2 separate regions of the Homo sapiens genome follow, and region 1 is linked to region 2. A link is a contact called in ENCODE Hi-C or POLR2A ChIA-PET data. All regions are on one chromosome and are shown on one strand. Each heading gives the region's core, a stretch centred on a gene start or an enhancer-like site at or near the end of the contact. The rest is flanking DNA. Distances are from core to core; before and after follow the strand shown. Region 1 overlaps RBMS3 (RNA binding motif single stranded interacting protein 3). Region 2 has its middle 140 kb from the start of RBMS3-AS3.

Region 1 (4,678 bases), core at 966-3,465, 370 kb after region 2:
GAGCTGAGATCGCACCACTGCACTCCAGCCTGGGCGACGGAGAGAGACTTCATCTCAAATAAAATAAAATAAATAAAAAAGGTTATTTTAAACCAAATTTCTAAAAATAAGTGTGATTCTCAAATTTAACAGTGATCCTAATAAGGTATATGAACAGGCGATAGCATAAAACTAGTTCTGTGCGTGGGTGTTTTGTGTCACTTTAATATTCAGTATATAACATGTGGAGAACTAGTTTTACTTTTCCATGGTATTTGTTGGTGCCTCTGTGAGTCACGATGTTGGGTCTACTGATTCTAACTCATGTCAAAAGACCTCAACTTTATATTTAGCCCAACACTGCCAATGTCTGCTGTTGGAAATAAAGGGGAGCCAGGCAAAAGAGTTTGAATCAGCACAAATAATTAAAATTATGGACCCTACTCATAGGACCATCATACATAAAGAATAACACCCCTTTTGCCTTTATTTGGAGAATATTACTCAACCACTTCACCATTTATAAGAATAATAACAAAAATGGGATTTTCACATTATGACTTTAAAGTTGAAGGATCCAATTGTGTCTTGGGAAAAAAATGAAAGCATATGTATCACAAGACTAACTGAAAACAGAAATTTCATTTCTGTTCATATTCAGAGCCACTTTGTTAACACTGTGCTCCTGGGTTTGGAATTCCCTGGAGAGAAGAAGTTAGAAAGTAAAAGGCAAGCGTTCCCAGTAACATTTGGTTTAAATTTGCATGCAATTAAAATCTTATGTTATGGTACTAATATTTTTTCCCTTTTCTGGTTTCAGAAACACTAGGTGTTTCTGACACATTTAGTAAAAGCCTCCTTTTCCTTATCATTTCTGACTCTTTATTCAGATTTACTAAAAATAAGAGTCAAGAGAAAGAAAAAATGGGAAAGTCTGCACAATGAAAAGGTGGTCTTCCTTATTTTTCATCAGTTAGTCAGGATTATTTACCAAGCAGAGGACTGCTCTGTCATTTTTATACTAATTTAATTCTAAATAAATATATCAAAGATTTCTAAATGTTGGATTTAGGCATTTGAAAAAGGTTTTAAAAACAGTAATTTATCATTTAGCTGCAGCATGTGATAAGTGCAATGAACAAATTTTGATTCATCTGACATTAGTTAGAATTAAATTATTATCTAGAGATTATAAATGTTGCATTAATCCTTCTTTAATTTAATAATTAAGATTTATAAGTATTCACAAATATATCTGGAATAAGTAATTTAAAAAGTCTTAAAACTTTAAGATTTGATATCAGGATATAAACATAATTCTATTTATTTATATTTTCCATTTGATATTTGATCCATCCTACTTTATGACTTTCTTTTCATCAAGAAACTGACCCAAAGACTTGAGGATTACTACTAAGGACTTTTCAGGGAAAATAAAAACGAAATAACCCACACCAAACAAAAAGCGGCGGTGGTACAGCCATAATACTTCCTGTTCCTTGTAGATCAATCTGGGACAAAGGCTGTCTAATATTTCAAATTCTGTGGCATGTGAACAATACTGTGTGCACTGGGCTTCCAACCTTGGCATTTAGAATGCATATATATGAGCAGAGGAAAATTCCAACAATCTATCCTTTCTTTATAATCTTGCAGCAGTTCCAAAAGTCCTTAGCTGAAGGATATATTTGGAAAGCGCTGCTTGTCTGCTCTCACCACATTCAGGTAACCATTCCAGAGTTCTTAGGTTCCACTTGAGAGGTAACTTGCTATTACCATTTGTGCTATGTGTCATAAAAGGGCCCTATTATTTTCAGCAAGACCCCTCAGCAGCAGTTCCAAAGGAGCAGCTAGAGATTTGATTATATAGGTCTCTCTCCTGAACACATCCTTTCGCATTTGACATTTACACTGGTGGCGGATTTTTATGTAACTTGTTAGAGAGCAGTCTGAACCTTAGAAAGGTGTTAGTCTTCCTAGAACCCTCTGGCAAAGGAAAATCTTTTATTGGACTTAAATGTTTTGAGTTGAAAACTGTACTTGTTTGATTGGAAAACCTTTCAGGGAACAGATTTCGTTATTTTTCTAAGCTAGGCTGCAGGAATTGAGCCGAAGATATCACTAACCAAAGACCTGAGAACCAAAGGAAATGACTCCAGTGTTTAAAATCCTTTTATTTCCTCTGTGAACGATATCTCTGCAACTGAGATGAACCATTCCAACTGGCCCCCACCCAGACTTTATGGGAACTGAGATTAGGAAGTTGTATGGTCACAATAGTCACTGTACAAATTGCTTTCAGTTTAAAAACCTCAAAGTTCTTGACAAAGCCATAATTTCTTGCCACATTTTATTTTTTCACATGGGTGACTGATCTGTCATTCATTAATTACCCTGCCAGGATTCTTCAGTTCTTTTAGAATGATCTATATATATAATAATTTCATTTGGGAGGAGGACACAGAGTTTGTGAGAAGTATGCAGGGTGCCTGTAAAATTTGTCTTTGCGAGACACCACATATTTTGCCCATTTCTGTTGCCTTCTATTTGAAAAAAAATATTGTTGGGCCACAGTCAAGCTTATAAAAATGTGTTCTTTTCCTTTCCTAATTTCATTCTATACTTTCCTTCTTGCCTAGCTTTTCCATAGCTGAGATGAATAAAATGTTGGATGTGGTCTCAAAATTCAACACTCCTGACTTCCTTTGACACAATCATGCCCTGGGGAAATAGAATCATATTCATAACTCTCTAAAGCATTCTCTGCCCTTGCTTTCTCTACCCAGGCTGGAGAATCTTATTAATCTTTCTATTCCTTGTGCCTAACACAGTGCCTGGCATGTTTGAAGGCACTGATTTATATTTAAACGTGAAGTAGCCTAGAATAGGAAGCATATAATAGATTGGTAAAACATAGAGTATGTAAGGAAGGGATTATTACACACTTTAAAAAATCAGGGACTGTTGTCTGAATTAAACATTGTTAAGGATGTAGCAATGACACAATTCTCCATTCTTCTAAAATTTTTAGTACTTCCCTATATTCGTCTCTGGGGAATTTATGTGGCAGAATGCTCTCTCACCATGTTTGGCAACCTAAAGCTACTCAGACTTCCTTAGAGGTAGTCGCTCCTCTATCTCAAAAGCTTTCTTGACAAGAATGATTTGGGTTGGATGGGGATTGGTAGTAGTTTTCTCATTTAACATCTGCAACACATATTAAAATGAACTTTAGTAACCTGACATTTAGCACTGAATGGGATTTACACATACGAGTTGCTCAATCTAATGTGATTTGATCCAACATTTGTCAAACATGTACTTTTGGAAAAACACTGTGATTGACACTGAGGATAAGAAAAAGGAAGCGATTTATCCCCAAATGCTCAAGGGGAGGAGAGATAGGTGCATATATATATGTGTGATAGGCACATATATATATATATATATATATATATATATGATAGGCATACATATATATGATAGGCATATATATGTGTATATGATAAGCATATATATATGATAGGCATATATATATAAGCATATATACGATAGGCATATATATATATGATAGGCATATATATGTATATATGATAGGCATATATATAATAATATGAGGATAATAGCTAAAAATAATACCTAACTGTCAGTGAGTACTTTATGCATGTCAGATTTTCTTCTAATAACTCCAGATGTCTTATTTAATCCTACAGAGGCCCTTCGAGGTAGATGTCAACGTTACCAGCATTTCACAGATGAGGGTAATGAGCCACTATGTTCAAGATCAATCAGCTTCCAAAGTCACAGAGCCTGATAGAGTCCAGGAAGTTCCCAAATATATGCTCTTAAGTACTATGCAGTAGTGCTGTAAATAACATGCTCTTAGAAAGAATGAGGAAGTGGTCAAATCGACCTTAAGTTTGGAAAAGGCTTAGGTGAAAGCTGCAGGAGGAAGGTAGTATTTGAGCTTTGCTCTCCAAAATGAATGTAAGTTTATCTAGCAGGGATAGCAGGAAAAGATTTACCTGGAAAAGGAAAGAGCATGGAAATGGCAGAAAGTTGTTGAAGTGCATGACATTTTCTGATGTCTTCAAAGTGCAGTGCTTGCATAAGGAAACAGTAAGTGATATAATCTGAATGCAAGCTCGTCTTATGGTGAAGGGTCTTGCATCAAGGCTAGGGTAAAGAGCTTGTTATAAAGGCAATGGAAACCAAGGAGAGGTTTATAGGCAGAAGAAATAATATGGCCAGAGTAATATTTTGGAAAGTCGATTCTGGCAAAGAATTTGGAATGACAAAGAAGGAAGAAAGCTAGATGCAGGAAGACAGGCTGGAAGGATGTATCCTTTCTCTTGCATTCATGTGCTAATAATAGAAAGAATGACTAAACACTGACTTAAACTGTTTTTCACACCGCATAAGAAGGAGACTGAAGGTAAGCAATCCAGAGCAGTAGGGTGACTCCATCTAGACACTCAGCACTTGGTGTGTACCTTTCACTTCCTGCCTTTGCCTTGTGGTTGCAGAGAGCTAGTCCACTTTAGCATTACATTTGCAGTACATGCAGGAAGACCAGGAAGGCTAAAGGGCAAAAGACAAGTGCCAGCTGAGTGTGTCCTTGTTCAAAAGCTTTGTGCTTTTATAATTGGCCCCAAACTGTAACATGGTCGTGGGTTCTTAATACCCAAATGATGTTGGA
Region 2 (4,462 bases), core at 780-3,279:
TGAAGAGCTAACATTTGTCACAAGTTAGATTTCTAAGAACATAATTCCTGTAGTTATTTCAAATTCCAAAATTATTATATATTGATTATACAATATTGGAGAGTACAGAAAAACATAAGAGAAAAAAACTATCCAAATTACTCATAATCCTACCACCTAGTGAGATATCATTGTTGGTTTTTTGCAGCATATTGTTATAAGCCTTTTCCTTGCCTTCATGCATAAGTGTGTTTGTATGTGATAATCAAGATCTTGACAAGAAACATATGGAAAGGTCAAATTATACAGCTGGGTAAAACACAAGGAAGCCACAAGGGGTGGTACAAGCATCTCCAAGATTAAAGTTGGTAAAATGGGACAAGTTCAACTCAAAGTACGAAAGATGACAACCTGGTAGAATTACATTCAGTGAGTTCAAGACCCCTTAACGTAAGTGAAAAGGCCTAGGCAGGCCCTTTGGTAAATTTTGGTTCACATTTTGACTCCAGCACCAACCAACTGTGACTTTGATCCAAGTGACATAAAGTTTCTTGGAGTAAAAATTAGAGACTTTATGTTGAAGAGTGCTTTGTACAGCATCTAATGCGTATAGGGGCTCAATAACTGGTCATTACTAAGGAGAATAAATGGTGACTGTGTCTTAGACCCTGTTTTATAGGAAATTGGCCCAATTAGCACATTGCCCAAGCAGTGTTGTAGGTGTCAAGCAGTTGAACAACATTCATGCTTAATGTTTATCATGCTGGATAGATGGGTTCCGCTAAAAAAAAAAATAGAAATAAAATATTTATTTTATAGAAATCTACAGAAAAATAGAATTTTATCCATGGTAAATTTTATCTCTTATTTTTGAAATCCCTTTGCAACCTGTTACCACTCATTTGTCTTTGAGTACTAATAGAGAAACGACATTCACATATTAGTAATACATCTTCGAAATAATCTGTTATGCATTAGTATATGCATAATATATATATGCATTAATATGTCTTTTGTTTTGCCTGCTCAGATTTCACTTACCCTACTTTGGGTAACAATACAATTTCCCTCTGAGAAACTCTAGTTTTCAGTTCATGAGGTTTGTGTGGACCTCAAAGAAGGGAACTCATAACTCAGGCCGACCTATTAAGAGCACAGAACTTCCCTAATCTCAACGAATGATGCTTCAGGAGTGATGTGACCACAGTCAGTCCCGTCAGTGAAACCTGAGATTTTAAGGAGCATTTGGTAAGAGCCACTTTTTCTCTTCCCCAATGCACTTAGGCTTGTAACAGTTAAAGCCTAAAGCTGCTGGTAGCTATCATGCCATCATAAGGTTGCTTCACAGAGAAGCCAATATGGAGATGGGCTGCATTGAGCTGAGCTGAGAGGTGGAAAAAGATAAACCAGCTCCTGTCACTCTCTTGATACCTTAGATCGAACTGTATCGGAAGTGATCTCCTCTTGGATGCCACAGTTACAAGACACAATAATTTTTCTTTTTCAGCTTCAGTTAGTTTCATTTTGGGTTTTCTGTCATTTGCAACTAAAATAGAGCTGAACAACGCATTCACTTTGATTTAGTAGTTTATTTTTCCTGGAATGTGAGGTCACAGTTACAATCTTAATTCTTCCCAGCTCCTGTAATGAGACTAAAAATTAAATTTCATGCTATTCAACAGAATTTGAGAACCAATAAACTAGAATATGCTAGAGACCAACATAGCACTTCTGTGGACTTGAGGGCATAATTTTGTGTCATTTATGCAATAGAAACTTCAGCAGAAAGCTCTCTCATCATGGAAATACTGCTCTTTTAAAATAAATATAAGACAAGCATGTGAGGAATCTAGTGGAATCTCTCCATTTCACCCCAATAGAATCTTCTGAGAGTAGAGAAACATGCATTTGTTAGATGTTTTTTTTTTTGTAAGTTAGAATTGTCTGGCTCAGTGTACAATAAATCATTTGTATTTTTCTCTGTAGTCTTCTCATTCAGGATAAAAGAGACACATATAACCGCCAGCCCCAGTCCACTCACTGTAGACTGATTTCCTCACTGCTTTCATCTCAGCAGCTGCTAATGTCACAAATAGGCAGGCTTTGAAGTCAGAGGGAGGGGACAAGAGCAGCACAACTTTTTAACTGTACAGCAACCAGGAAACTTCTTTGAAAACCAGAATTTCAGCATCAAATTCAGTTAGGGCACTCTGCCTTGAAGGGAGTAGGGGGGTATCACTGCCAATTGATATGTAAGACGATTCTTTCTTCTTTATCTTATTCTTAAGTGTGAGCAGAAACCTTGCTCATGTGTAATCTTGAAGTGAAGCAGAAGACAAAGTGGGAGAGAAAATCTGGGCCCCTTAGGGAGGTCCTGCCTGGTGTAGCTGGTATTAGCAGTACATTCGTTTAGTGTGCTTTGGGGGTTAGGGGAAAGGTAGAAGCCAAATGGTACTTGAAACAGAGAAGAAAGCAGGATGACCTGGTTTTTGCTTTCTTCCCTTCAGGACTTGCTTTTCCATTTACATCCTGCTTTAGACAGTGAGGCATGATAAACATTTGAGTTATTCGTGGATTGCTTTGAACTCTGAGTAAAAGATGCATATACAAGTCTCCTGTATTTTTGTTTATTCTCTATATACTGGGTAGATGGGAATAAATCCTAAAGTAAATGGAATAAGAGTGAAGGGTATAGAAGGATTAACAAATGTATCATCATAGGCCTTTCCCTTTCCTTTTTTCCTTTCTATTCTTCCTTCATGCTTTATACTACTTTCTGTCTTGAAGTAGGAGGAACTGTGGGGAATTTCTTCTGAAAACGTGCCATAGTCCACACACTGATGACTCCCTTGCATGAAATCTAATTCCATAGTTCATAATTTTCCTCTTTTGCCTTCCTTTCTCTTGGCTCTGTTTAAATTTTCCATCTGCCTCTATTCTCTCTGTTGCTTCCCTCTCCTTCCTGTTTTTAAGTAGCCTTTTCAAGCTTAGTCTCAAACAACTTGATACAGTCACGTTTCTCCTCTTTTCTCTCTCACCATATGTTTACTTCTAGCTTTCCTCTTTAGGTATCCTCCCTTTCTGATTTATTTCTGAGTCCTAAGGCTCTGGGCAAGGCCTGCTCAGGGTGCCCACAAAGCTTCTTAGGGAAAAGAGCTTGGAAACTTTAATAGGACAGTAACATTCCAAGCTCAGCATGGATGGCAGAGAATCCACAATTCTCCCTGGCATGAGATTTTTCCAGAGGCCTTGTCCATAATGCTTGCACGCCGGAACTTGGAATTTCCAGATGTGATATTAGGGCTATGGGCAGTCAGTTTGCCTTTACAAAAGCAAATCTGAACCTTAGCCTCTAGTAATTATTGGGGGAAAAATATTTCTATAACTTTCTTCTTCTTTTTTTGGACCTTTATTCTGATGTATGGCTTGGAGTTGCTCACATTTAGATAAGAAACTTCAATGTGTTGACAGTATAATTATTTCACAATAGTTAAGATAGTGAATTCCACAAACTTACTTCCAGCATCATTCTATCTCTGACAGAGGCTCACATTTTCTCTTAATGCCTGTTTTAAATATATAGATAAATTTCATTTGCATATTCATGAGAAAATCTATTTCTCCTCCTATCTTCTAATTCCCAATATGGTTGCATGTAATTTAACCATTTCTGACAGTCCTGGTAAAGAGTTTGGTCAATTTCTAAAGGTAAGAACTATTCTAGAAAATAAACTGTTAGGAAACAGAAACCTCAATGTGGAGAAAGTTGCCAGGCGGGCTGCTAGAATGTGACATTTTTTATGCCCTGGAGCTGGTGGTAGTGTGATACAATAAGAAGGTGAGACACCTAATCCAGCCCTGCCAACTCCCAGCTCTGTGATCCTTAGAAAGTTACTGATATAATTTGAACCTTAATTTATCTATCAAATGTGATTTGAGAATAATAATCTTGTAGATGTGATAGGATTAAGTAAAATAATATTTGTAAATTACCCAGTACATTTATATTTAAACTTACATAAGACTGTATGCCAAGCAGGGTTTGAGTGCTCTGCAAATACAATTTCATTCTTCATAACAGCCCTGTAAGATAACCTTATTTGTATAAGTGTTCCCATTTTTCAGAGAAGAAAAATGACCTATACAGGGGTTAACTAACTTGGTTAAGGTCACCCAGCTAGTGCCACCTAGCAGGCTGCCTGTCTTAGAACATGCAATGGTGGATAAATACAGCTACCAGAATATAATATCAGATATGTTTTTAAAATGGAATGAGAAACCATCTCTCTAGGGTTGGCCCTACACACTACAAATGTCCAACCTGGGCATCTAGTCATTGAAGCCCCGCACCTAACCACAGAGTGGTGCCTTCCCCATAGAACAGGTTACTCCATGTATGTTCATGTTCATTTCGATTGCTGCCCCATTGTATTTTCATGATTTCCTGCTATTTTTTTTAGTTTTGTGGCATAGATATTGCTAT

Evidence for each region. A loop is a pair of places that touch in the nucleus more often than their neighbours do. ChIA-PET counts read pairs that join two places held with the same protein, here RNA polymerase II (POLR2A).
Region 1: a loop to region 2 is called in a map of heart left ventricle, with 2.2 times the contacts of the local background. The contact joins two enhancer-like sites. A Hi-C loop is called at or near these places in 1 of 168 maps with a recorded cell type or tissue (heart left ventricle). POLR2A ChIA-PET finds 5 or more read pairs at or near these places in 2 of 52 experiments (OCI-LY7 and WTC11).

The regions. Positions count from the first base shown.
Region 1 is chr3:29,511,240-29,515,917 of GRCh38, forward strand. The region is part of intron 3 of RBMS3 (RNA binding motif single stranded interacting protein 3); the gene reads left to right. Among named protein-coding and RNA genes, the nearest start is that of RBMS3-AS2, 130 kb to the right of the region's middle. RefSeq lists an enhancer at 4,047-4,664. Within about 2 kb of position 2,216, at least 7 of the 41 ENCODE cell types and tissues checked have a DNase peak (open chromatin) inside an H3K27ac peak, as active enhancers do.
Region 2 is chr3:29,138,892-29,143,353 of GRCh38, forward strand. No RefSeq gene overlaps it. Among named protein-coding and RNA genes, the nearest start is that of RBMS3-AS3, 140 kb to the right of the region's middle. Within about 2 kb of position 2,030, at least 3 of the 41 ENCODE cell types and tissues checked have a DNase peak (open chromatin) inside an H3K27ac peak, as active enhancers do.